6 separate regions of the Homo sapiens genome follow, and regions 1, 2, 3, 5 and 6 are each linked to region 4. A link is a contact called in ENCODE Hi-C or POLR2A ChIA-PET data. All regions are on one chromosome and are shown on one strand. Each heading gives the region's core, a stretch centred on a gene start or an enhancer-like site at or near the end of the contact. The rest is flanking DNA. Distances are from core to core; before and after follow the strand shown. Region 1 holds the start of PRPF18 (pre-mRNA processing factor 18). Region 2 overlaps PRTFDC1 (phosphoribosyl transferase domain containing 1). Region 3 overlaps ARHGAP21 (Rho GTPase activating protein 21). Region 4 holds the start of ARL5B (ARF like GTPase 5B). Region 5 holds the start of SEPHS1 (selenophosphate synthetase 1). Region 6 holds the start of OPTN (optineurin).

Evidence for each region. Hi-C counts contacts between places; a loop is a spot of excess contacts on that map. ChIA-PET counts read pairs that join two places held with the same protein, here RNA polymerase II (POLR2A). Pooled maps may share reads with other maps.
Region 1: a map of CD4-positive, alpha-beta memory T cell shows a loop between it and region 4 (15-fold over the local background). The contact joins the promoter of PRPF18 here to the promoter of ARL5B in region 4. A Hi-C loop is called at or near these places in 1 of 168 maps with a recorded cell type or tissue (CD4-positive, alpha-beta memory T cell) and 7 of 50 pooled maps. POLR2A ChIA-PET finds 5 or more read pairs at or near these places in 1 of 52 experiments (activated T-cell).
Region 2: a loop to region 4 is called in a pooled map, with 6 times the contacts of the local background. The contact joins the enhancer-like site here to the promoter of ARL5B in region 4. A Hi-C loop is called at or near these places in 2 of 50 pooled maps.
Region 3: a loop to region 4 is called in a pooled map, with 3 times the contacts of the local background. The contact joins the enhancer-like site here to the promoter of ARL5B in region 4. A Hi-C loop is called at or near these places in 2 of 50 pooled maps.
Region 5: a loop to region 4 is called in a map of CD4-positive, alpha-beta memory T cell, with 13 times the contacts of the local background. The contact joins the promoter of SEPHS1 here to the promoter of ARL5B in region 4. A Hi-C loop is called at or near these places in 2 of 168 maps with a recorded cell type or tissue (CD4-positive, alpha-beta memory T cell and naive thymus-derived CD4-positive, alpha-beta T cell) and 10 of 50 pooled maps.
Region 6: a loop to region 4 is called in a pooled map, with 8 times the contacts of the local background. The contact joins the promoter of OPTN here to the promoter of ARL5B in region 4. A Hi-C loop is called at or near these places in 8 of 50 pooled maps.

What each region holds. Positions count from the first base shown.
Region 1 is chr10:13,585,625-13,589,925 of GRCh38, reverse strand. It overlaps PRPF18 (pre-mRNA processing factor 18), which reads right to left and starts at 2,961. Exons shown (of 10, transcript NM_003675.4): 1 at 2,774-2,961. The coding sequence starts at 2,839. RefSeq lists enhancers at 1,896-2,491, 2,667-3,006.
Region 2 is chr10:24,899,896-24,904,064 of GRCh38, reverse strand. The region is part of intron 3 of PRTFDC1 (phosphoribosyl transferase domain containing 1); the gene reads left to right. Among named protein-coding and RNA genes, the nearest start is that of PRTFDC1, 51 kb to the left of the region's middle. Within about 2 kb of position 2,116, at least 20 of the 41 ENCODE cell types and tissues checked have a DNase peak (open chromatin) inside an H3K27ac peak, as active enhancers do.
Region 3 is chr10:24,643,382-24,647,564 of GRCh38, reverse strand. All of the region lies in intron 4 of ARHGAP21 (Rho GTPase activating protein 21), which reads left to right. Among named protein-coding and RNA genes, the nearest start is that of ARHGAP21, 78 kb to the left of the region's middle. RefSeq lists a silencer at 1,562-1,651. Within about 2 kb of position 1,609, at least 3 of the 41 ENCODE cell types and tissues checked have a DNase peak (open chromatin) inside an H3K27ac peak, as active enhancers do.
Region 4 is chr10:18,656,934-18,660,840 of GRCh38, reverse strand. ARL5B (ARF like GTPase 5B) reads right to left here and starts at 1,410. Exons shown (of 6, transcript NM_178815.5): 1 at 1,158-1,410. The coding sequence starts at 1,203. It also overlaps a transcript of NSUN6 not described here. RefSeq lists a silencer at 1,242-1,321 and enhancers at 1,632-1,761, 2,462-2,581.
Region 5 is chr10:13,347,026-13,351,171 of GRCh38, reverse strand. SEPHS1 (selenophosphate synthetase 1) reads left to right here and starts at 2,879. Exons shown (of 9, transcript NM_012247.5): 1 at 2,879-3,172. RefSeq lists enhancers at 1,112-1,903, 1,904-2,694 and silencers at 2,764-2,983, 3,114-3,943.
Region 6 is chr10:13,097,551-13,101,506 of GRCh38, reverse strand. It overlaps OPTN (optineurin), which reads right to left and starts at 1,344. Exons shown (of 15, transcript NM_001008212.2): 1 at 1,205-1,344. It also overlaps a transcript of CCDC3 not described here. RefSeq lists an enhancer at 559-688 and silencers at 969-1,538, 2,009-2,068.

The sequences.
Region 1 (4,301 bases), core at 1,712-4,211, 5.1 Mb after region 4:
CTCATCAAAAGGTCCCTGCAGTAGACATAAAAACATTTACAAATATGAACAAGCTTTTCCCCATACCTACCAAACAGCATTCTATTACCTCCACTTTTCTAATTGTTTTTAAAGTTTCAATGATCATGAAATTTGCCATTTACCAAGCTAAGAACTCTAACTTACTTACACTACATCACATACATCAATCGTACACAACATCCAAATATCTAAGTCAGATATTCTGTGATGCACGGATTTCCATGGGTCCTGTAGACCCTCTGAGAGGACTCATGAGGTCAAAAGTGTTTTCTACAGTAAGGCATTATCTGCCTGCTCACTCTGATGACATCTGCACTGTAGGTGAAAAGCAATGGTAAATTTGCTAAAGCCTTAGCAAGAACCAAGGCAGTGACTCTAAACTGCCACTGCAGCCAGAGGGAGCCAGTTTCTCTAAACAAATTTACTCCTTATGATAAAGGAGTAAAATTACTATTTTTATTAAGTCTTGATCTTTGGCCATATCTTTTTAATATTATGTGACAAAACAGGAAAGATGCATACAACAATTCTCATTTATACTAAAGTTTGCTGGTTGTGTGGAGGAAAGTAATTGAGTTGCAAGCTAAACTGGCTTTTTCACGGAATACCATTTTTACACTTAAGAACACCCGGCAAACCATGGTTCTTCAGACTTGGGTATTTGGCAGACAACTTCCCCAAACTGAACAAAGTGAGCAGATCACTTCAAGAAAATAACTGATAATATTTGTTGCCTATGATAAAATTCCAGCTTCCAAGTGGAAATTAAGTGTGGTGAACTTAGATCTGTCATCAGGAGCCTGACAGTTTCCTAATGCTTACAGATGTTTCTCAGATCAGTGGATATTAAATGAAGTGATCTTTTCATATTTTGTAATGAAATGTGTCAACAGGTGGGAGACCTGCATAATTCAGTAACCCAATGTTTTCCAAATGATCGATCAGTGAGTATTTTTAACGTTTCTCAGTTTTAACTTCTAATATGGTAAATACGGATAGAAATAACACATAAACAAAAGTCCTTCAAGATCTTCAGTAACTTTTAAGAGTGTGAAGGGGTCCTGAGACCAAAAGCTTTGAGAACCAGCGGTCTAAGTTACTGCTACACAATAAAGTAAGGGAGATCATCTTCAGGAAGTTCCTAAATCATGTAATTCTTTCTCCCCCTTTTTAGTACCTTTCCAAAAGAGTCTTAGCATTCCCATCAGTGAAGAGCAGGCCTACAGACTTTTCATGTGTTGAAGAAGAGAGAAGGAGGAGGAATAGAATTTAAAAAATTGGGATTTACTATTAGAAAGGAATTTTATTACTTTTTTTTTTTTTTTTTTAGAGACAGGGACTCGGTCTCTCACCCAGGCTGGAGTGCAGTGGCACGATGATAGCTCACTGCAGCCTGAACTCCTGGGCTCAAGCGATCCTCCCGCCTTGGTCTCCCAAGCAGCCGGGACTAGACGCGCGCACCACCACACCTGGCTAGAAGGAATTTTTTTTTTTTTTTGAGACGGTGTCTCACTCTGTCGCCCAGGCAGGAGTGCAGTGGTGCGATGTCGGCTCACGGCAACCTCCGCCTCCCGGGTTCAAGTGATTCTCTGGCCTCAGCCTCCTGAGTAGCTGGGATTACAGGCGCGCACCACCACGCCCAGCTAATTTTGGTGTTTTTAGTAGAGACGGGGTTTCACCATGTTTGCCAGGCTGGTCTCGAACTCCTGACCTCAGGTGATCTGCCCACCAAAGTGTGGGGATTACAGGTGTGAGCCACCGCGCCCGGCGGCCCTTCCTCCATGTTTCAGTTGGGCACAAACCCTTCGTAAGGCGACAGAAGGGAACTCTCAGGAGCACTGGGGCACGTCCGCAGAATGCCAACAGGTAGGAGCGGGGATAGGGGGCAGTTAGGTAAACTGGAGGGAAACAGGGTCAGTCGGGGGAAAACAAACAAAGCCTCGGGTTTTCCTGCAATTCCCACACCTGCATCCCTAAGGCTCCCAAGTGGTTACCGGAAAGAAGGCCGTGAGTGTAAGTTGCCCGGGTCCTTGGCGTTTTGAACAAAGAATTGGACAAAACGCACAAAAAAAGTAACAAAACACAGGAATGAAGCAGCAAAAGTAGGGACTTATGAACGCGAGAAAGCACTCCACAGGGTGTGAGTGGGCCCGAGCAAGCGGCTCGAGGCCCCGGTTACAAAGTTTTCCGGGTTTTAGGTACTCCTTCTGAGGTCCCTATCAGCTACCCCGTATCTGGATGAAGGGTTCGGTCTGTGGCTAAAGACTGAGGTGAACTGGCGCCCTATGCAGATGAAGGGATGGCCCGTGATTGGCCCACGGCCAATGCAGGGCACGTTCCCTTCCCATCTGAGAGGTGGTGGAAAGGCAGGGATGCGGGGAGAGCCGCAGCCTGAAGCCTTTGCTACTCGGTGGTGGGAAGATGAGGATTTTTCTTTTGGTTTGGCTTTTGGACGTGGGCGTTAATTGGCCTCAGGTTCCCGCCCCCAGACCCAGGTGTTTTCCTTTTGATCCAGCTTTGGGAAGTCAGCACGAATTGTACTCAAGTTCCCTGCTCTCAGACCCTATTCTCCAGCCTCAACAGTGAGACGCCAAGGGTTGGATCTAAGGGGGCCTACCAGGGGTAGTGGCAGGACACTCGCTAAGCCCCGTCCCCGCCCCGAATCCTCTGAGTATCGTCACCCTCACCCCAAAACCCCGACACACATACTCTCACTCTTACATCCCGACCCCCACGACCGCAGGGTCCTCACCACCAGCAGGTTCCTGTCCTCCACCAGCTGCCGCTTCCGAAGGATCTCTGATTTCAGAATGTCCATCTCGCCGCCAGAATTTAAGCTCCAGTTTCCCGCTCCAGCTCCTCGAACCCAGCCTCACTGGGCCGGCGGCCGCGAACCCACTGAGTATACGGAACAACAAGCCCAAACACCTGAGAACAACTGACAGGAGCCGCTTCCGGCGGAAGCTGGGATGAGAGAGATGAGGGAAGAGAGTGGCCCGGGGCGCCTGTGGTGGCCAAAGCAGCTGTGCGTGAGTGCCCACTGGCGGCGCCCTCCGGCAGCGCGCCTGTAGTTTCCCCTCGTAGGGAGGTTTACGTGAACGTGGACGGAAACCCGGGTCTTTGTAGTACTCTCTGCACCTGCTAGTTGAGTTCCAAAAGCCTCTCGAAGAACACCTCAATAATGCCAGTTAAATCAAGATCTTTATTAACTGGAAATTTACATTAGGGTTTCTGAAGTTACTTGCTTGCAAAATTTGCAAAAGGATGAGAAAAATCTAAACAATAATACTAACTTGTAACAATAGAGTGAAAGGGCTGTCTGTTCATTACTAGCCTGTTAAATTTCCTGTGAACTTAAACGACTACAACCATTTAAAGCAGTTTGGAAGTCAATTTATCTTCACTCCCTCTGTTTTAGATTGCTTACCAATCTTGGTGATAATTGAACATTTACCTCAAGCTAACTAATCATTTTTTGGTCATGTGTTCAGCAATCAAGATTTTTCAGTGACATGATTGGAGATGTAATCAGAAATTCCTTTTTTTTTTTTAAATCCAACCCAAGGGAAAAAAAGTTAAATTGAAGAGAAAAATTATGTCAGAGATTTTTTAAGTCCCTAACATTTGTTTACAGTGGACTTATTTTTTTCATGTCATTGAAGCACGTTTAAAAATTGTTTTTGTGAAATCATAATTGAACAATATTTGACATTTCGTTTTTCTTACTCAAAAAAGGTAAGAAATATCATTTTGTTGAGTCAGCTGATAATGGGTAAAATGCTTTACAAAACAAAAAAATGAACAATTGAATTATTTCAATTTAGAAAGTCTTTTGTGGGGGGTGATACTTCATCTAAAAGATATCTGAGGCCAGACGGGGTGGCTCACCCCTGTAATCCCAGAACTTTGGGAGGCCGAGGTGGACAGATCACCTGAGGTCAGGAGTTCAAGACCAGCCTGGCCAGCATGGTGAAATCCCGTCTCTACTAAAAATACAAAAATTAGCCAGGCGTGGTGGCAGGTGCCTATAGTCCTAGCTACTCAGGAGGCTGAGACAGGAGAATTGCTTGAATCCGGGAGATGGAGGTTGCAGTGAGCCGGGATCATGCCACTGCAGTCCAGCCTGGGTGATAGAGCAAGACTTTGTCTCAAAAACAAAACAAAATAAAATAAAATATACCTGACTTTTGCCAGAAATAAGCCAACACAGGAAAATGTCCTTGAACTAAATATGGCAACACTCTTGCATGAATATGGGTTTCCCTCACTAATCAATGAGC
Region 2 (4,169 bases), core at 867-3,366, 6.2 Mb before region 4:
CAAGGCCAAGAAGGAATAAAGTGATACTTTTTTTCTCAGTGACCCTCTTCAAATACAGTTCTTAGAATAGAACTCCAGCTCGGTGCAGTAGCTCACAGCTGTAATCCCAGCCCTTTGCGAGGCTGAGGCAGGAGAATCACTTGAGCCCAGAAGTTTGAGACCAGCCTGGGGAGGTTAGCAAGACCCAGCCCTATAAATTAATAATAATAATAATAATAATAAATTAGCTGGGTGTGTGGTTGTGTTCGCTTGTAGTCCCAGCTACTTGGGAGGCTGAAGAGAAGATCACTGGAGCCCAGGAGCACTGCACTACAGCCTAGATGACAGAGCAAGACCCTGTCTCAAAAAAAAAAAAAAGAATACAACTTCATCCTGAGAAGGAGTGGATACACAAAATGAAGAGAATATCAAACCAGAAGACCAGCTCCTACTCCTGGCTCTGCCCAAGCCAGCTGTGAGACCTCTCTAGACTTCAGTACTCTCTGGGACTTCGTTTTCCATAAATAGTGTAGGATGATTGTATTAAAATAGAAGCTTCTTAGGAACTAGGGCTGTGCCTATTAATTTCTTCCTATACTTGGCACCTTTTAAAAACTTTGAATTGAAGTGCAATATACATTCAGAAAAGTGTCCACATCATGAATGTTCAGCTTAATGAATTTTCCACCAAGCGAACAACCTTGTGTATAATCATTACCAGTTAACAAATAGAACATTACCAATCGTTGGCTTTATTAGTCTTCACTTTATAGGGGATGCCTAATAAATAATTTACTTAGTAAATGCACCTTAGTAAAAGGTGCAAACATGTTTTCTCACAACAATCCCTATATTTTCTTTTTTCTTACTTTTTTTCTTGAGATGCAGTTTCACTCCTGTCACCCAGGCTGGAGCGCTCACGATCTCAGGCACGATCTCAGCTCACTGCAACCTCTGCCTCCCAGGTTCAAGTGATTCTCCTGTCTCAGCCTCCTGAATAGCTGGGATTACAGGTGCCTGCCACCACACCCAGCTAATTTTTTGTATCTTTAGTAGAGATGGGGTTTCACTATGTTGGCCAGGCTAGTCTCGAACTCGTGACCTCAGGTGATCCACCCGCCTTGGCCTCCCAAAGTGCTGGGATTACAGGCATGAGCCACTGCATCTGGCCCCTATATTTTCTTATTAAATTCACAGGAGAAAACTTGAGCCAAATAATCTAACTCAGTCTTTCACGACCTTCTTAAAATCAGCAGATATTTGACAAAAGAATAAATGAATAAATATCCAAACCAATAATTATGTCAGAGTATCAAGGCAATGAGGAAGAAGGAAATCTAACTGTAATCTTGTTAGAGTCCATTTTACTTTCCTTCTTGTTACCTTGTCACTGGGTGATGAGAAAAGACAGTTCTCTGAATTTGTCATTCTCTTTGCTCTAAGTTTGAAGAAAAATATAAAAGTCAACTTTCTCTGGAGCACCTAGAAAAATCGCCTTTCCTAAGACAGTTTGCACTGCAATGGAATTTATGAGGAGGAGATTCTAGTCTTGGTTCTGATGTACTCCACCAAACCACCAGATCTTGGACAGAAGTTGACTGGGTCTTTCCTTTGCAAAAGGCCTGAACTACACATTTCCTAGAATTCATTCCTGCTCAAGGTTCCAATGACATGCACCTTTTCAAGATGATCAACTGTACTGAAGGTTACAGTCTGTGGCCCTGGAGCAGATAAAAATAAAGTGGGGCCCTGTAATAGTGAGTCATTGGCATCCGTCCACAGCTCTATGAGTTGGCCAAACTAACCAGGCAGAGATTAATGCCTAACTAGAATGTGGATTGCTGCTTTGCAAAAGAGCAGTTGGAAGATTAAGGAGAAAAAAAAAAAATCCTGGATAATCACCTCCCTCCTCCATCCAGCAATGAGGCAGCTTTGATGAGTAATCCATTGATTGCTATGAGCCATCAGTTTCCTTCTTTCCCTCCCTTTGCTGCAGCAGTTTTCACTGCCAGTAACCACTGCAGCTGTGCAGGGATCGTCACCAGGACACACCCCTTCACTCTGTTCTCCACCACCTCCTAACAACCAACCACGCCTTAGATAAAGGGTGCAGGAATTGCAGCAAGGGGCTTTGGCCCTTGTGGGTGGATACCTGTGGCAGTCACCGTGCATTTAGACCATCTGTGGTTGGGGAGTTGGCTGTTCATGCATGTTCTGGAAGAGAAATTCACTGCAAATGCAGAGTGAGCCAACACAACAGTAAGAGATTCTCTGCATGACTAGTATAAAATCATGTGAAAGATTAGAAATGAAGTCGCTTTGTTTCAGCCTCTATTTATCTATTTACTTACTTATTTGAGACTGGGTCTTTCTTTGTCACCCAGGATGGAGTGCAGTGGCGAAATCACAGCTCACTGCAGCCTCCTCCTACCAGGCTCAAGCGATCCTTTCGCCTCAGCCTCCTGAGTAGCTGGGACTACAGACATGTACCACTATGCCTGGCCAATTTTTTTTTTAACTTTCTGTAGAGACAGAGTCTTGCTATGTTGCCCAGGCTGGTTTCACACTGCTGGACTCAAGCAATTCTCTCGCTTTGGCCTCCCAAAGTGCTGGGATTACATTCCTGTTTCAGCCTTTAAAATAAAAAACATTTTAGGGTATGTTAGTAAGTGAGGTGGTGGTGGTCATTTCTCTTTAAATGAGACTTTCCATCTATAATTTCTATTTTTATTACACTCTCTCAGGCCTGCTGGGTTCCTTCACCCTTAATTGCTGACATTCTGCCAACAAAGAAACACCCACTTAGTTTCTTTCTTACATAGTTGCAAGTTCCTTTTTTCTTATTGACTTGATGTTACCCTGCTCTGCCATTCAAAAAACAAGAAACAAGAGCATGATCTGGCCATGTGAGAAACAGAGGAATTATAATTGTGGCTTGTGATACACATACATATAGGAACCAAGACACAATTTTCTGTTAGATTTGTAATGATGTCTGAAGCATATGATTCTGAAAAATTCGAGAAAACTAGACACATTTCCGATGCTATAATATGATTCTGAGTTGTACTTGCTTTGTACTTTGACAGTTTCAGGTTCCATATTCAGACCCACAAATTTCAAAATCTAATTGCAAACACCTGTTAGCGACAAGTTACCACAAAATAGTCTCCTTTCGTAGGGTCATGCCTGGGAAACAGAGCTCTTCCTTTTTAGGTACAAGCTTTATGCATAGATTTTTATTTATATAAAATGTTCGGCCCAAGTCTTTGTAAACAGTACTTACCCAGGTTATTTATTTTTTAATTCTAAATATAAACATGTACAAAATGTAGGAACTAAAATTTCCAAACTAACTGGCTTGCAAACAATATTATATAGATTTGTTGATTTGGTTTGTAGAATGTTTTTTATTCAATGAATTTTTTTCATTCAGTGAATCACTTTGATGAGAATATTTAAAAGAATAAAGAGCTGTATATCAAAAAGATCATATTTTTCAGCAAGTTATCCTTTCACAAAATTATTCCACACATTCCTTCTCCCTCTGTTTCCACTCAAGATTCTAGAAGGATCTGAGGTGTTGCCTTTCTGTTAATAAGAGGATAACTTTATGGAGCTGCAAAAGTTGATAGGAAAAATTCAGATGCAAAAGTTCTAAGTTACCTAAGGGTAAAATATCACCCACAGAGCTTCCGAGTTCCTGGCTTGTTAGTTTCTCTGCCTCTTTGAGCCTAGACATGGAACAGTGCGTAAGCTACACACCCAGAGCTAAGACACTGGGAATCAAGACCAGGGCAATGTTCCGTTTCTCACATCTGCTCAGTATTGGCTTAGGTTTTCTCAAGAATTTACATTTGGGAGGAAATTCTGTAGGGGCAAAGTTACTTAAGTTCTCCCAATCCAACAGTGTGGGAAATGGTATCAAATAAGTAGGCCACTTTTCAAAAGGGAGAGGCTGCATCAGTAAATTAGGAGAACTGTGGAATTCTGCCCATTGATGGAATAGCTTAAGTTTTTTTAAATTGATTTTTAAACTGTCACCAGCTAGCAGTCTCCACATATCTACCACTTTCTTCATAAATAAAATGTGTGAGTTCTATAAAATTTCTGAGTTCTTTTCCAATCCATTTTCCACCAATGCCCTAAATCCCCCAATACCAGTAGATGAGAGTCCACAGATACCCATA
Region 3 (4,183 bases), core at 360-2,859, 6.0 Mb before region 4:
GCTGCAAAATTTACTATGTTAGTATCTAACCTCTGCTGTTGAAGAAGAAAAGCAGATTTCTGACTGCCCTCCTACTTTTCTTTTGTCTTTTCCCATCAACCTCTCTAACACAAAGTGCCAGTGACACTCTTTTGATTTAGAAATCAGTTTCCCATAGCTGCTATGTGTATAAGCTAGAACAGTAATAACAAAAACATGGTAATCTTGGATTTACATAACAACTTGAACTTCCTCTTTGTAAAATAAACTGGTAAAGTAAGGTGGTCAAGTTAGATGAAAGGTTAAAAAAAATATTTTACTTCAAGTCCTGGGAAACCTTGTTTATAGTGATCTAAAATGCAAGGAATTCAACTGGATTCAAGTAGCATTGTCAGAAGTTCCATTTCTAGGAGTAGGTTTTAAGAGTTTGAAAAACAGTGCATGAAGTTAATTTGGCAGCCAAGAAAATAAATGAAATTTAAAAAATCTCTTCAAGGGTTCTAAAACACTTAACATGAAATTTAGGATTGCAGAGAACTAATTGGAGACACTGAATAGATAGGACGATACAGGTGAAAAAGAAGAAAAGTGCATGGCGGAGTATTAATGTTCTGCAGAATATTAATTTCTCCTCTGGAAGGAACTTCTTTATAGAAATGTTACTCTAGAGGTAACTCTGTAATTAGGTAATTTTGAGCTTTTTTTTCTAAATTAATTTTTAAATTTATAATTGACAGTTATACATATTTATGAGATGCAGTGTGATATTTTAATGCATATATGCATTGTATAATGATCAAATCATTGTATAATGGTTTCTTTTTATTATTAAAATTTTTTTAGAGACAAGTTCTCACTATGTTGCTCAGGCTGATCTTGAACTCCTGAGCTCAAGTGATCCTCCCACCTTGGCCTCCCAAAGTGCTAGGATTACAAGACCAAGCTACCATGCTGAGCCATTTTTTTCCCCCTTAAATACAGGGTCTCATTCTGTCTCCCAGGCTGGAGTGCAGTGGTACAATCTCAGCTCACTGCAGCCTCCACCTCAGCCTCTGGAATAGCTGGGACCACAGGCTTGCACCACTGTGCTTGACTGATTTTTGTATTTTTTGTAGCGACAAGGTTTTGCCATGTTGCCTAGGCTGGTCTTGTACTAGGCTCCTGGCTCTGCCTCCCAAAGTGCTAGGATTACAGGTATGAGCCACCACACCTGGCCAAGTTGATTTCATAGAAGTTGAGCTGTGTTTTTTTTTCAGCTGCTCCATAACTTAAGACCTTAATCATAGACACCCCCTAGTTGAGTAGTCCCATTTTCTTTCCTGATTGCTCTCCAGCTAGTTAGCCTACATTGAAAGTACGTGATTCATAAATCCATGTAGTAAAGATTTAATTATAATAGTTACAGTCCCTGTTTTTGATGTTTAACAGATAATTTTTCATCTTTGCTATAAAAACAGAATAGAAATATTTACATGTAAATGCCAAGCACATTAAATCAGAAATATAATTTTTGTTTATTTGTTCCTTTAGCAAACATCTGTTGAGTCAGTCCTGTGAGCCACTCACTAAACTAATTACTGGGAAGGAAGTGATGTGGCCTCTAACCTCACTTCCTTCAGATAGCTGTGCACATGTCACCTGTTAGAGAGGCCTTCCCTGACCACTTCAGAAAAACAGCCCTGCCTTTCCCTCTTCCTTTCCTTCTCACTCTGCTTATTGTTCTCCATTGCAGTTGTCACCATTTCTCATATTACTTATTTCTTCCTCAGCATTTTTCTCTCTCAGTTGGAATGTAGAGCAGAAACTTTATTTTCTTTATCTCTTAAAGCCCAGAACAGTTCCTGGCACATATACATCTAATGAATATATGTAGAATACAGGCTCTGATTCCTTGTGCCATGATCCTACAACAATTTCATGTACCTTTATTTTTGTACTTAGGTAATTATTTTATACTTATATCCTCCACCAAACTAGAAACTACTTTTTTTTTTTTTTTTCTGAGACAGAGCCTCACTCTATTGCTCAGTCTGGAGTATAGCAGCACAATCTTGGCTCACTGGATCCTATGCTTTCTGGGTTCAAGCGATTATCCTGCCTTAGCCTCCCTAGTAGCTGGGACTACAGGCGCTCATCACCACACCCTGCTAATTTTTGTATTTTTTTTAGTAGAGATGGGGTTTCACCATGTTGGCCAGGCTGGTCTCAATCTCCTGACTGCAGGTGATCAACCCATCTCAGCCTCCCAAAATGCTGGGATTACAGATATGAGCCACCACAACTGGCTGGAACTTTTTGAAGTCAGTTTTAACCACCAGGTGAGGGGATCTCAGATGGGGTGTCCATTGGGTTGTTAACAGATGAATAGGAGTTTATCAGGAGGAAGGAAAAATGGCATTCCAGAACAGATTTTAGAGACATTTAGAAGTTACATTTGCCCAGATTTGGTTGAAAGATTTTAGGATGGAGTGTGTGTTTCCAGTTAAAGATGCCTTGTGGAGCATTATGTTTTTCTGACTTGAGTGACTGGATAGATGGAGGTGTCATTAAATGAAGGACTGAAGGATATTGAAGTGAAATATATCTCTCCTTCCTCTGGAGAAATGAGTTTAATTTGGGATAAGTTGCATTTCTGATGCCTGTAGAGAGTTCAGTATCTAGCTGAAAATTTGTTTCTAGAGTTCTCAAGAAAGAGGTTAGGGGTTGAAAATAGATTTGACAGTCATTTTATATGTTATAATTAAGTCTTAAGTGTAAGTGAAACCATACACAGAGAGGACAAAGACATGTAGAATGAAGACAGGACTCTAAGAGCTGGTCAGAGAAAGAAGAATCAGAAAGGAAATTTGAGAGTAAGTAGTGGAAAGGTCTGAGGACAACCAGGAGGAGTTGGTAATTTGCTTATTAGGAGGTGATAATTTTAAGTGGGGCAAGGGGAGTGGAAAATTTGTCCTTTGTCTTAGAGAATTCATTAGGATTTGGACTAAAGGGATACAGTTGGACTAGACCTGACAAATGGCAGTTTGGTAAAGTTACTGAGAACAGTTTCAGTGCAGTGGACGGAAGGGAGGAGGAAGACAGATAGAAGTGGGTTGGAACATAAAAATTAGAGCAGCAAACCGTGACAAGGTCAGGGTGGGGTAGTTGGCAGTTTTCCCCCAAGGAGGTATTTGTTAATTTCTGAGAAACCCTGAATTAGAGGTAACTGAAGGTAAGCGATACATACACTACATTTGTAAGTAGTTTGAAAAACAAAGGGATAGAGAGGGTAGCTATATGGAAAGGTGGAGAGAACTTTTGTTGTTTGGGAAGCATTTATATATCCATGAGATTTGGAGAGAAGACTAGGGATTTTCTCACATGAAGTTTTACATGTGAGAAGAGAGAATTATGGTGGCAAGGTCCTGAAGAGGACTGATGACTAAATCCCCACCTGAAATAGGACGAAGAAAATGAGGACAGGCAAAGAAAAAAAAAGTTGAGGATATAGCAATTGAGTGAACTGGGAGACAAGGTTATTGAACTAGTGTGAGGAAATCAGCATGGAACAGCAAGTTAAAGAGGTTTATGATGGCCGGGTGTGGTGACTCATGCCTGTAATCCTAGCACTTTGGGTGGGAGGCCGAGGCAGGAGGATCGCTTGAAGTCAGTTCGAGATCAACCTGGTCAATGTAGCAAGACCTTGTCTCTATAAAAATAAATAAAAAAGAAGGTTACTAGAAGTTTGAAACAGCAACCTTGAGGGGACAGGAATTAAAATGCAAGCAAGAGACTTTTCTGAGTAGTGTCAAGAACTTAGCTGAACTGGGAAATTGTAAATCAATGCTTGTCCTGCAGTTTTATTCAGCTGTAGTAGCAGGCCAAGAACAAGAACAGAGCAGGTGTATTTTGGAATTCTCCGTAGTTAGAGATTGGCACATCGAATGCTTTGAAAGGTTAAGGGGAAAGGAAGTTGAGGGTACTGGTCAATTTTGTTGAAATACTGATCCACGGGTAATCTTAGTAAGAAAGAAAGTAACTTCTGTTCCAATTTTAGTATATATGTTGCCGAAGTGAGCATGATAGTAATTTCTGGAGGGAGACTGATAGTTTAGAAGAATGGAGAAGGCTAAAGGGAATGGAAGGTCTTGATAAAGTCAAGCAAGTTTAATTGGTTAAAGGATTGAGAGGTGATAAAGTCAGATAGAAAGATAGTTGGTTAGAG
Region 4 (3,907 bases), core at 161-2,660:
TTTTAAATGTATGGATAATACCCACAAAGTGTGAAGCTCTGCTCACTTTGAAATCATTTGATAAGTAATATTATCTGTGGTTACTGGATACAGGCATATACATATATATACACATGTGTGTGCCTGTATCTATATTTATAACCTTGAAAAAGACTGCTTTAGTGTTCTTATCAATCTACAGAACAAGTCAACTAAAGCCATTCCATTACCTCCACAACTTCTTAAATCCAGAAAAAGATTAGATACCTACATTAGCAGTAACAAATTGGTACCAACATAAAAGGAAATAAAACTGGCTTATTAACGATGCCCGGCTCTTAAATGTAAAATGAAACGAGTTGATTTTCAAAACTGGTTTCAATTACTAAGAAACCATTCTGTTCAAAGGACGCCTCAAACTTTAACTTATCGTCGGCCCCTTTTTTGGTCTGGGTGTTTTCTCTCTTCAGAAGACATCACATCTCATTCTGATTCAGAACAGGTTTTGCAACTTCTCGGCCCTTTGGACCTGCCACTTCCAGGTGTCTCATTACCTGTTACAGACTAATTACGGACACGTAACGTCTTACACAAAACCGAAAAGCATTTAGTTTCTGAACTAAATGCTTTAAAAAAAAAAGTTTACAATGAAGATGCTGGAAAACTCGTGCATCTGAATAGGACAACTCATTCCCAAGTCCTAGAGGAAAGGAGGCGAAATCAGAGTGAAAGTGCACTGGCTTACGGCTCAAACTGCAGGGCGGGAAAACAAAGCACCTACATTACTCAAAAAAAAAAAAGTTCTAGGTTTCTGGGCGGACACTTATCCTGGGGATACACATAGACACAAGCACGCTTCAATAAAGACGAGAAAGGCCCTCCATACGCCTCCTGGCATCATTAGCTGTATCCCGCTTTACTTCGCCAATATCCAAACATTCTCAGTTTGGATTCTGGGACGCCAAATACCTTCTCTTCTGCCTCCCTATTTCTCCCACACGTCAGGTCTCTCCTGTACGTCCTCCAGGTCTAAAACACTGAGTTTCTGCCCGCCCCCTGGCCTAAGTCCCTTCCTCCTCCGCGTCTCCGAACGCTCTGTCCCCTGTCTCCGGTGTCCCCATCGGCGGCGGGACCCTCTGCCTCGGATTCGAGCCGCCGCGCAGCTCCATTCTTCTCACCTTGGTTACAGAAGAGGCTCCACAGTTTGGCGAAGATCAGCCCCATCACGAGCACCGGGGCGGGCCGCGGGGTCCCTCGGCAGCAGGTGCCGCTGCGCCGGGTCCCCCACCGCGGCGCGGGCTGCGCGGAGCCGAGGAGAACCCGCCTGAGATCGCGCAGCGAGGGCACTGCTAGGCCGAGAAGCCTCGACCCGACCACTCAGAAGGCGCCGCGACGAATCCCCACCGGACAGCCCTTTGTTTCGAGCCCACTGAGCCCAACGCCGACCCGTAGTCCCCTCGGTCTGTACCCACCTACCTACCACAGCCTCTCCACAGCCCCAAGCCCCGCCTCCACCCCGCCTCCCCTCCGGATCCCAGGACCACCCATCGCCGGAAGCTAGGCGCGTGACGACGGCGCACTTACGGCAACCCACGCCTTCGACGTGGCGTTTTCTTCGGTTTCACTTCCGGTAGGAGAGTCCCAAACGGCCAGCGGCTGGGAATTTGCGGTATCGCGGGGGGGTGGGAAATTTCCCTTGGTGCGTGCTCCTTCTGATGTCAGCCTTCAAAACGTTTGTGGGACTCCCCTTTGATTTGAGTCTCTGCTGCTAGCAGCTGCTTCCCTGACCTCTAAAACCAGGAAAGACCATAGGTTCTCTAAGTGAGCAGCCGCCGTTTGCTGCTCTTAGAAAACTCACAGAAGTGAAGAGTGTTTCTTTCCTGACTTATTCCTGTTCCCCTAGGCAGGCGTGCTAGGGGTTAGGAGTTCTGCCGTGATTCTTCTTCATTCATTTATTAATCTATTCATTCACGTATTCATTCATTGGCTTATGCATTTATGTACTCATTGATTGATTGATCGATTGCAGACGAGGTCGGGCTGTGTTGCCCAGGGGGACTCAATTTCCTGGGCTCAAGCGATCTTCCTGCCTCGACTTCCCAAAGTGGTGGGATTGCAGGCTCAGCCACCGCGCCCGGCCCCTGTCGTGATTCTTAGTTCTGAAAAGAATTGATTGGGAGACGAGCCATGGAAGGCCTGGAGCCACAGAGTTCAGTTATGTGATTAATAATAACACATAATAATAACACATAGCACCCCTCTCCATTTTGCCAAGCATTAGGTATGTTCGTGGATCCCAGATCGAAGTCCACGCATAAGCCAATTCGCTGTGTAATTGTTTTCAATTCCACTTTCCATGGTTAGGTTCTAGCATTGAAAAGAAAAGCTTCACAGCCTGGCATGAAACGAAACTGAATGTCCTTGAAACCAGTTGACGGAGGAGCAAGCTTAAAATTTTTTTAGACTCTGACTTCAGTCAGATGGTTGGATTTTAACCTTGGCAACGTGGCCTTTTAACATGCCAAACTCTTGAGTTAACCTGTACAAGGAGAATGTATGACTTACGTCCTCCCAGTGCTATGGTTTAAAGACCCTTTAAGACTTAGATGCAGGATAATATGCTCCAACGTTACAACATTAAAGGCAAGTTTCAACCTCCTATGTAGAGGAAAAAGAATGTACTGACCCTATGCAAACTTAACTTTCATGACTATCAGTTGGACCATAAATGTGAATAATTTTGTGTTTGTGTAAGTAATGGCTTAAAAGGACATTTTTAGTCCTAGCTTCATTATCACAAAACAAACTTTAGATTCCGTAACAGCTTCTTCAATTGTTAGACATGGATGTAAACCACATTCTGCTTTTTTTTTTTTTTTCTGGCTTTCGGATTTCTAAGAAACCATTTCTGAAAAGAACAAAGCATTTTTGTATGAAGATGCAGACATTTGGCTGGGCGCTGGGGCTCATGCTTGTAATCCCAGCACTTTGGGAGGCTGAGGCGGGTGGATCACGAAGTCAAGAGATGGAGACCATCCTGGCCAACATGGTGAAACCCTGTCTCTACTAAAAATACAAAAATTAGCCGGGTGTGGTGGCACGCGCCTGTAATCCTAGCTACTCAGGAGGCTGAGGCAGGAGAATTGCTTGAACCTGGGAGGCAGAGGTTGCAGGGAGCAGAGATCACACCAGGGCACTTCAGCCTGGCGACAGAGTGAGACTCCGTCTAAAAAAATAAAAATAAAAATAAAATAAAGAAAATGCAGAGATTTGAAGCAAAAAAAACTATAGATTTCTTAAACATTTTTATGATATTTTAGAGACAGTAAGTTTGAATTATACTTCTACTTTTAACTAAGTGGAATGAATGTATTTATTTGAACATGGCTCTTGATATTTTTATTGGTTTTGTTTCTTTGAAATTTCAGAAAACTTTAGTGTTGAAGTTTTCAGTTCGTTAAAATTTACTTTTAACTTACTTTTAACACCTTTCTTATGAACAATTTACCTGACAATGAGACTGTTCTAATATTTTAAAAATATTTTTTCATATTTAAAAGTTTTGTTTGCTGATTTGGAAATCTAAAATTTTTACAAACTGGAGGGAAAGAAAAATAGCCACAATTATCAAAAGTAATATGATTGATTAACAGAATATAGTTGTGTATTATCTAAACAGATATCATGCTGATGTACCTATCGATCTGTTAGAAAAAATACTTTCAATTACATTAGGAGAGGCACGGTGGCTCATGCCTGTGATGCTAGCAGTTTGGGAGGCCAAGGCAGGTGGATTACTTGAGCCCAGGAATTTTAGATCAACCCAGACAACATGGAGAAATCCTGTCTCTCCAAAAAAATACAAAAGTTAGCTGGACATGGTGGTGCACATGTGTAGTCCCGACTAATGAGGTGGCTGAGGCAAGAG
Region 5 (4,146 bases), core at 1,630-4,129, 5.3 Mb after region 4:
AAGCTGGGATTACAGGCATATGCCACCACGCCCAGCTAATTTTTGTACGTTTAGTAGAGATGGGGTTCGCCATGTTGGCCAGGCTGGTCTCAAACTCCTGGCCTCAAGTGATCTGCCCACCTTGGCCTCCCAAAGTGCTGAGATTACAGGCATGAGCCACCACGCCCAGCCCAAATATTCCTTTTTTTCTAAGAATATGAGCCATAGGATTTAGGGCATATCACAATTGAGTATGACTTCATCTTACCTTGATTAAATCTGCAAATATTTTATTTCCAAGTAAGGCCACATTCACAGGTATGGGGGGCAGTGAGGATTTCAACACACCTTTTGTGGTGGACATAATTCAACCCATTGTATCTGCTAGCTGTAATCTTTCAAGTGAGTGAAGCTGGTAAATTAGTTCTTTTTGTTTTGTTCTGTTTTGTTTGAGACAGGGTCTTGCTATGTTACTCAGGCTAGAGTGTAGTGGCACGATTACAGCTCAATGTAGCCTTGAACTACTGGGCTCAAATGATTTACCTCAGCCTCTGAGGTAGTTAGGACTATAGGCATGCGCCATCACACCTGACTACTTCTTAAATTTTCTGTAGAGACGCGGTTTCATTATGTTGCCCAGGCTGGTCTCAACCTCCTGGCCTCAAGTGATCCTCCTGTCTTGGCCTCCCAAAGCCCTGGGGTTACAGGCACCCTGAGCTACCCTGCTCAGCGGTAAACTGGTATTTTTAATAAGCCCCAACCAGACAATGCAACCCAGGAGAACCATCTCTTGGACGGAACCAGCAGAGCCTGAGAATCCAGCGGGGATGGCTCCCTAGAATGGGGTTCTGGTGAGCCCGGGAGTTGCGGGGGAGCGTAGGACTAGCTCAAAGCAGTACCCAAGGAAGAAGCTCTCATCACCGGCAAAGAAAAGGATGCATGACTCTGCCAGATGATCTGGGCCAAGGCTGTAGTGTGGCCCTGGATGAAGTAAGGCATCTGTGGCTTACGGCCTCTGCGGCAGAGAACTGCTTCCCGGTGAGCTCGTGGTGGGTGGAGGCGGGGAGGAAGAGTCGGTTCTGAGGATGGTGGCCTCCCACCGACGCAGCGGGGATCGGCCTCTGTCCCGCCCAGCCACTTGATTTCCAAGTTCTGCAGAGCTCTGTCCAAGGTCTCTTTCACTTTTTTCCTGAGCTCTCCCTTCGGGGTTAATCTCACCTCTTACGGAGGCTTCGAACACCATTTACATGCTGATGGCACCCAGATTTGCATCTCTGAGCCCCATCCCCACACCAAATTCCGGACCTGTTTCCCTATTAACTTTGGTCTGGAATATCCGGCAGACCTGAGATTTGCAACTCTGAGCCCCACCCCCACACCATCCGGCAGACCTCAGATTTAACATTTCCAAAGCTGAACTCACCCCGAAACTTGTTTGCCTTTCAGCAGTTCTTAGATAAATTATTAGCATCGCTCCTCATTCCCTCCCCCACCCCCCACCCCCGCAAACTGGAAACCTGGGGGTCATCTTATCCTTCTTCCTCTCCTTCCTACGTGCTAAATCACACCAAATCCCTTCCCTGGGCTGCATTCCCCTTGCTTTCAGTTCAAGTACATCTCCGGGCTTGACTAGTACAATACCCTCTTAATGAGAACCGTGACCCTGTCTTCCCCTCTGGGAGAAGCCATCCTCCAGTGGCAGGCGCCTGTAATCCCAGCTACTGGGGAGGCTGAGGCAGGAGAATCACCTGAACCCAGGAGGCGGAGGTTGCAGTGAGCCGAGATCGCGCCACTGCACTCCAGCCTGGCGACAGAGTGGGACTCCGTCTCAAAATAAATAAATAAATAAATATAAAATAAAAGAATGCAGACTAACACGTTCTTTGCAAACTTACTACAGGGTATGAAGAAAGTACACAAAGACAGGAGCAGCCTGTCTTCGAGGTGGCATCACTTCTGCATCCAGCCCAGGATTAAAACCCGGAGCAACTGGCAAGCGGAAATGTTAACGAAAAGGGCATCTGCGTAGCGTGCCAACCTGCCGTGCCACGTAAAGCACGGTCCAGTGACCCAAAACATTTCTGCTCCCAAATAACATTTGGAAAATGCTGACCTACTGCCTAGAAAAGTTCGATCGGCATTCCTGCACACTGCTGTTTTAGAGAGAAGCCCTAAACGATATCTGAAAGTATTTGGTTTATTTTCATCAGCAATGCTTTAGAATCTCGAAAGCCCAGAAAAAAGTTATTTCACGACGTGAAGCTCCCCCCTCGATGTCAATTCGAACACATCCAGGGTTGCGGCTGCCATGTTCGCTCGAACATGTGCAGGACAAACAATGCAACCAGCGGGGAACCGTAAACCTTTTTCCTCGACTTCCTACCACGCACATGAAGTGTTCAAGAAACTTTGCAGGACGTCTCCACATTTCACGAGGCTCCCGTGAACTCCGGAGCCGAGCTAAACAATAGGAAGGACAGATGCTGGGAGTCCCCAAGCATCTAACGCGCCGTTTGTGTTTTCAAAAAACCTCTGCCTGGCGCCCAGGCGGCTTTTCCTGGGCTCCTAGCCTCCTGTGCAAATTGTTCCCATGGTCATTGTCTTCCAGGACGCTCCGCTGCGCACTCGGGGAGCGGGGACAGCGCCCCGCAGAGCGCCGCGCGGTCGAGCCCGGCCAGGTGGCGGAAACGTTCCCGGCCCTTGCAGCGGGGCCCGGGAAAAAGGTGGCCCGGGCGCCAAGGGCGGCTGCCAATGCAACTCGCAACTTTTGAAATCAATCCTTTTTTGCATCATGCAACGGATGCCACCGCTCCTCGGGTTTGCAACCCCCCACCCCTCCCCCGAGACCAATCATTGCCGCGCTCGGGGCTGCACGGCGCCCCCGCCCCCTTCCCGGGCCGCACGCCGCCACCCAGCAGCCAGGGCCGCCTCTTAAAGGGAGGTGGCCGGCCTTAAAGGACCCCCGCGCGCCCAGCCGGCGGGAGCGCGGCGGCCCGGCTCCCGCAGGGCCGCGCCGAGGCAGGCGAGCCCCCGCGGCGCCCAGGCGCGGGCCCGGGCCCCCGCCGCCGCCGCCGCCGCCGGGCGCGGCATTTTTATTCAGGCGACGCTTAAGGGAGCCCGGCCGCGCCCGGTGCATTGTGGGAGCGGCCCGCGGCCCGTTTTCGGGAGGAGGCGGAGGGCGCAAAGCGAGCCGGTAAGCGGCGGGCCCGGCGCGGGGGGGAGGCGCAGGCTTAAAGGGGAATCTGGGTCCGCAGGCCCGCGGCGGCCGTTGCAAATCCCCCTCCGGGCCGCCCGGGACCGCCGGGGAGCCGCGCGCCGCCGGCCCCGCCAGCCCTGCCTGGAGAGGGGCAGCGCCGGGCTTGGTGGGGCCGCTTTAAAAAAGAAGCGCCGCCCGCGCCGCCGCCGCCGCCGCGCGGGGCCGGGGAAGGAGGGAGGGAGGGCGGGGAGGAGCGGAGGGGAGGGCGGCGGCGGCCACGCAGGGGTTAATTTTTTCGCCCGCCGACATTTTTGCGCGGCGGCGGCGGCGGCCCGTGCGCGCGGCGGGAGCGGCCGGCCTGGGGTCGCGGGGTGCCTCCGGGGCCTCCCCGCCTCCCCTTTTCTCCGCGCGGGCCCTGTCGACCCGGGGCGGGTGCGTCCCGGCGTCCTCCCCGGCTCCTGGGCCGCACGCGCGGTGCCCGCCGGCTCCCGCCGCCTCCCGCCGGCCCGAACAGGGATGGCCCGGCCGGGGCCCCGAGCTGCCGCCTCCGCCCCGCCGCCGGCCCGCAGCCCGGGCCTGCTGGGCCTTCCGAGGCGGCGGCGAGGGCCTGAGCCTGAGCCTGAGCCCGAAGGTGTCCCCGGGTTCCTTGCTCCCCTCCCCGGCCGCCTCCGACGCGGGCGTCCTGGAGAGCGCGCCCCATTGTGCGGGGCCGGCGGGGAGGTAGGTCCGGGGTTGGCGGGGCAGCGCGCCGGGCCCACCCCGCTGACCGGCTCCCCGGCTCCCCACGCTCGTTGGAAGAAAAAAAAAAACCAAACCATGGAAATGTGCCCGGGAAGGAAAGGGCTAAACGTTGCTTTAAATATTCATGCCATTGTTTTAAAGGCGTAAACATGTGGCTGCGGGGTCGCCGGGCACCGTCCCTTATTAATGCAAATGGATCCCCCTGGTTCCCTAATCACTGCACATTTCCC
Region 6 (3,956 bases), core at 95-2,594, 5.6 Mb after region 4:
ACTTATGCGCCTCTACCTAAGTAAGGGCGGGGGTTCGGCAGGACATAATACAGTGTCCAGTTGCCCTCGAGAATAAAGTTTGGTTTTCCGGGGGTGGGTGGGGGGGTGGGGGGGTGGAGGTTAGGTTAGTTATATTCCTAGCATAATATGCAACCTAAAGGTTAGTTTATAAAAAAAGAAGCTGTTACTTTTATTGTGTTGTACGTAATATATAAAGAACGCCTAAAATTGGCCCAGTGGAAAAACAGATGAATTATGCCAGGACTTAAATCAATGATCGTCCTCTGTCTACAGGTCACATTTAAACTTGCCTTGTCCACTCCAGGGCAATCCCTGGCCTTGGGGTCTGCCCTGGGACTTCTCCAGCCCCCGCCCCAAAACTGGGCCTGTCCTGGGAGGCAGCCTGGCACCACTAACTCTTCTCTCCCTGGGTCAAAAGAGCAAGGTGGGTTCTTCTGTTCACACAGCCTGCACCTTGCTAACCAGATCCAAAGGCTTCTGAGGTCCTCACATTGCCTTACTTTTCTATGCTTTCATTTTCCATTTCATCCTTACAAACAGTTCCTTGGTGTACATTTCCATACAACAGTTTTCCTGCTGGTGGAGGCCAGGTCGGAACCTGGGTTTCATTTTCTTTGAGCGATGTTTACTTCCTGTAGCTTATGCATTTCGATGGCAAAAACAATTCCTTTGGGGTTCTCGGCCTCATCAAATATTCTCTCTATATAGAGTGTACACACTCTCCTAGACACAGCAGTCTATGTGGATTCCCACCGACCCTGGGCACCTCATTCAGCTCGGGTAGTGGTCCCATGTCTCCCACAGGCGTGTCTGTAACCACCTCCTTATGGCGAGGAACTGGCTGCGGAATCCTTCCCAGCCTGCGGGAGGACGTCACCTCCAAGTCTCTGGGTGACTTGTAGAGGGGTTACCTGCGGCCAAGAGGCCGGCCCTGGACCCTTCTTGGGCCCACCCTGTGTTCACTACCCACCCTCTCCCACCAGGTCAGGACCCGCCGAGGCTTGGGGATCCTCCCAGGGCAGCCGTCTCGCGGGAGGGCCGCCCCACCCCTCGCCACCCTCACCCCGACAGGCTCCGGGCCGCGGGGCAGGGCGGCGGGTACCGTTTTCAGGCCGCGGAAGCGCCCGCCGGGAAGGAGCCGCCGCCCCCTCGCCCACCGCTGCAGCCCCCTGCCCTGGCTCACCTGCCGCCCGGCTTGGCTTCGCTCAGGGTCACTGTTTCCTCGGCATCGTGCCGCCTGGAGAGAACTCCCGACCGGGATGGGACGCTGACCAGGGAACCTGCCGGCGGGCGGCGGCGGTGGCGGAGGGGGCAGCCGGGACTGGGGTGCCTAGGGCTGATGCGCGGCCTGGCGACCCCGCCCAGCGCGGCTCAGCTGACAGCCAGCCGCTCCCTGCCCGCGCCGGGGAATTTCCCGGGCCCCGCCCATCCCATACCCCGCCCATCCCCCCCACCCTGCCCATTCCATACCCCACCCGACCAAGGCCCCGCCCCTCCTCTTTCCTGCGTCCGCCCCCAGCTACCCACCCTCGCTGTCCGTGCGGGGTCGAGGCTGGGACCCGGGTGAACAGGGACTGCTCTAAGGCGTCACTGTGACGGCGTTAATCAAAATAAATCATTAATCAAATGCAGTGTGCGGAGTTCGTCTTCCCCGTGTCTTCCCGCAGATCCCGTAGTGGAGGCTGGAGCCGCAGGGGGTCGCTGCCGCCCACAGAAAGAGGAGAATGCCAGGCATCCTCGGAGGGAGGCCTCCATCTGTGTTTTTTGAAAAAAGGTTAACATCTAGACATAGTTAACTGAGCATACATAGCTTTCCACTCGTTTTTGCTTTAAAATACACTCAAAAAGCAGAAAGCCTGCAGGATGCTTCTTGGGCTCTTGTTGCGGACGAATAGGCTCGGCTATTCTTGTTGCTGAAGAATAGCCTCTGCTGGTGTGGAGGAGGGAAGCTGCCCCCGGATTAGACAGCAGGATGACAAGGTAGGAGCGAGAGCCGCCCTATGTGCATCCAGAGTACCCGGGTAGCGCTGCAGGGATGGGAGGGAGGGAAGGAGGGAGGGGGAGAGAGAGAGAGAGGGAGGGACGGAGAGAGGGAGAGAGGGAGGGAGAGAGGGAGGGAGGGAGAGAGGGAGAGAAAAAAAACAAAACAACAACAACAAAACCTAATCTGAAACAGGAAAAAGGCAGATGCGCCCTCTCCTGGTATCTCCGAAGGATTCTGCTTCGCTGTCTGGACCTCCTGCTGCCTGGCCAAGCCTGACTCTCAACCCTGCCCCTGAGGCTAACCCCAAGAGCAGGGCAGAGAAGCAAGCAAGTCAGCGACTGCCCCAGACCCAATTCCGGGCCCTCGAGTTGGTGTGGTGTAGGAGGGGCAGATGAGGCTAGAGGCTGCTTTATAAGGAGTGAGCCTGGGGGTGGGAGTGGGGAGAAATAGAGAATTTAAAAAAATTCTTTTTATATCAGTGCAGGAGGGCCAGGCGCGGTGGCTCACGCCTGTAATCCCAGCACTTTGGGAGGCCAAGGCAGGCAGATCGCAAGGTCCGGAGTTCGAGACCAGCCTGGCCAATATGGTGAAAGCCTGTCTCTACTAAAAATACAAAAATTAGCCGGGCATGATGGTACTCTCCTGTAGTCCCAGCTACTCGGGAGGCTAAGGCAGAAGAATCGCTTGAACCCGGGAGGCAGAGCTTGCAGCGAGCCGAGATCATGCCACTGCACTCCAGCCTGGGTGACAGAGTGAGACTCCGTCTCAAAAAAAAAAAAAAAAAAAAAAAATCAGTGCAGGAAATAACTGATCATTCATGAAAAGGGCTTGGAAAAATATATACAGAGAGAAATGGAATGACGATCTCTAATTTTTGTTTATCTACTGGGATAATCCAGGCAGAAAAGACGGTGTCACAGCTGTACCCTGGGATCGGCAGAAAAGGGTCCCCCCGGGGCCTGTAAGGGGTGCCTGCGGTAAGTCGTACTTCACTAGGCTCCTTTTACTGTTTAAAACCCTATAGGTGGGGCACGGTGGCTCACACCTGTAATCCCAGCACTTTGGGAGGTCAAGGCAGGAGGATCGCTTGAGCCCAGGAGGGAGAGGCTGCAATGAGCTGTGATTGCAGCACTGCACTCCAGCTTGGGTGAGAGGGAGACTTTGTCTCAAGCAAAAACAAAAACGAGAACAAAACAACACTATGAAAGTGAATTAAAATGAGCATCAGTGAAACTCAGAGCCAAGAGAAGAAGGTCACCCACAAGCTGCCCATGGCTTTGGTGTGGGAGGCTCGAGGTGAGTTTCTGGTACAGAAAGCAGTCAAAGTTGTTTTCTCCTGATTCCTTGCTCTCAGTGGTGGGGTCGGGGTGGGGGGTGCCCTGAAGCACTGCACACACACATGCACACACACTCCCCCGACAACCACTTCTTAGCTGTAGGACCTTGACCAAGTTACTTCATCTTACCCTTCCTCATTCCCTTTATCTGTAAAATGGGGAGTATAGTACACTCCCAAATCCAGAAAGTTCTAAGGACCAAACCTCTTTTCTGACCAGACCCAACTGATGGAAAGCTATTTACAGTCTTTATTTAGATCCCTTGATGTGATTTTTAAATTTGTTTTGTGAAGGAAAATCGAATAGTTGATAGGAGAACTGCGTCAGACAGTGTCAGGGTGTTATGTGATATAAATCCCATTTATTGAATAGCCTTTTGAAAATCCCCAGAATTCTGGACTCTAAAGCAGAGCTTGCCCCAAAGGTTTTATTTTATTTTTTGAGGTGGAGTCTCACTCTGTTGCCCAGGCTGGAGTGCAGTGGCATAATCTCAGCTCACTGCAATCTCCACCTCCTGGGTTTGAGTGATTCTCCTGCCTCAGCCTCCCAAGTGGCTGGGATTACAGGCGTGTGCCACCACACCAAGCTAATTTTTGCATTTTTCGTATTGATGA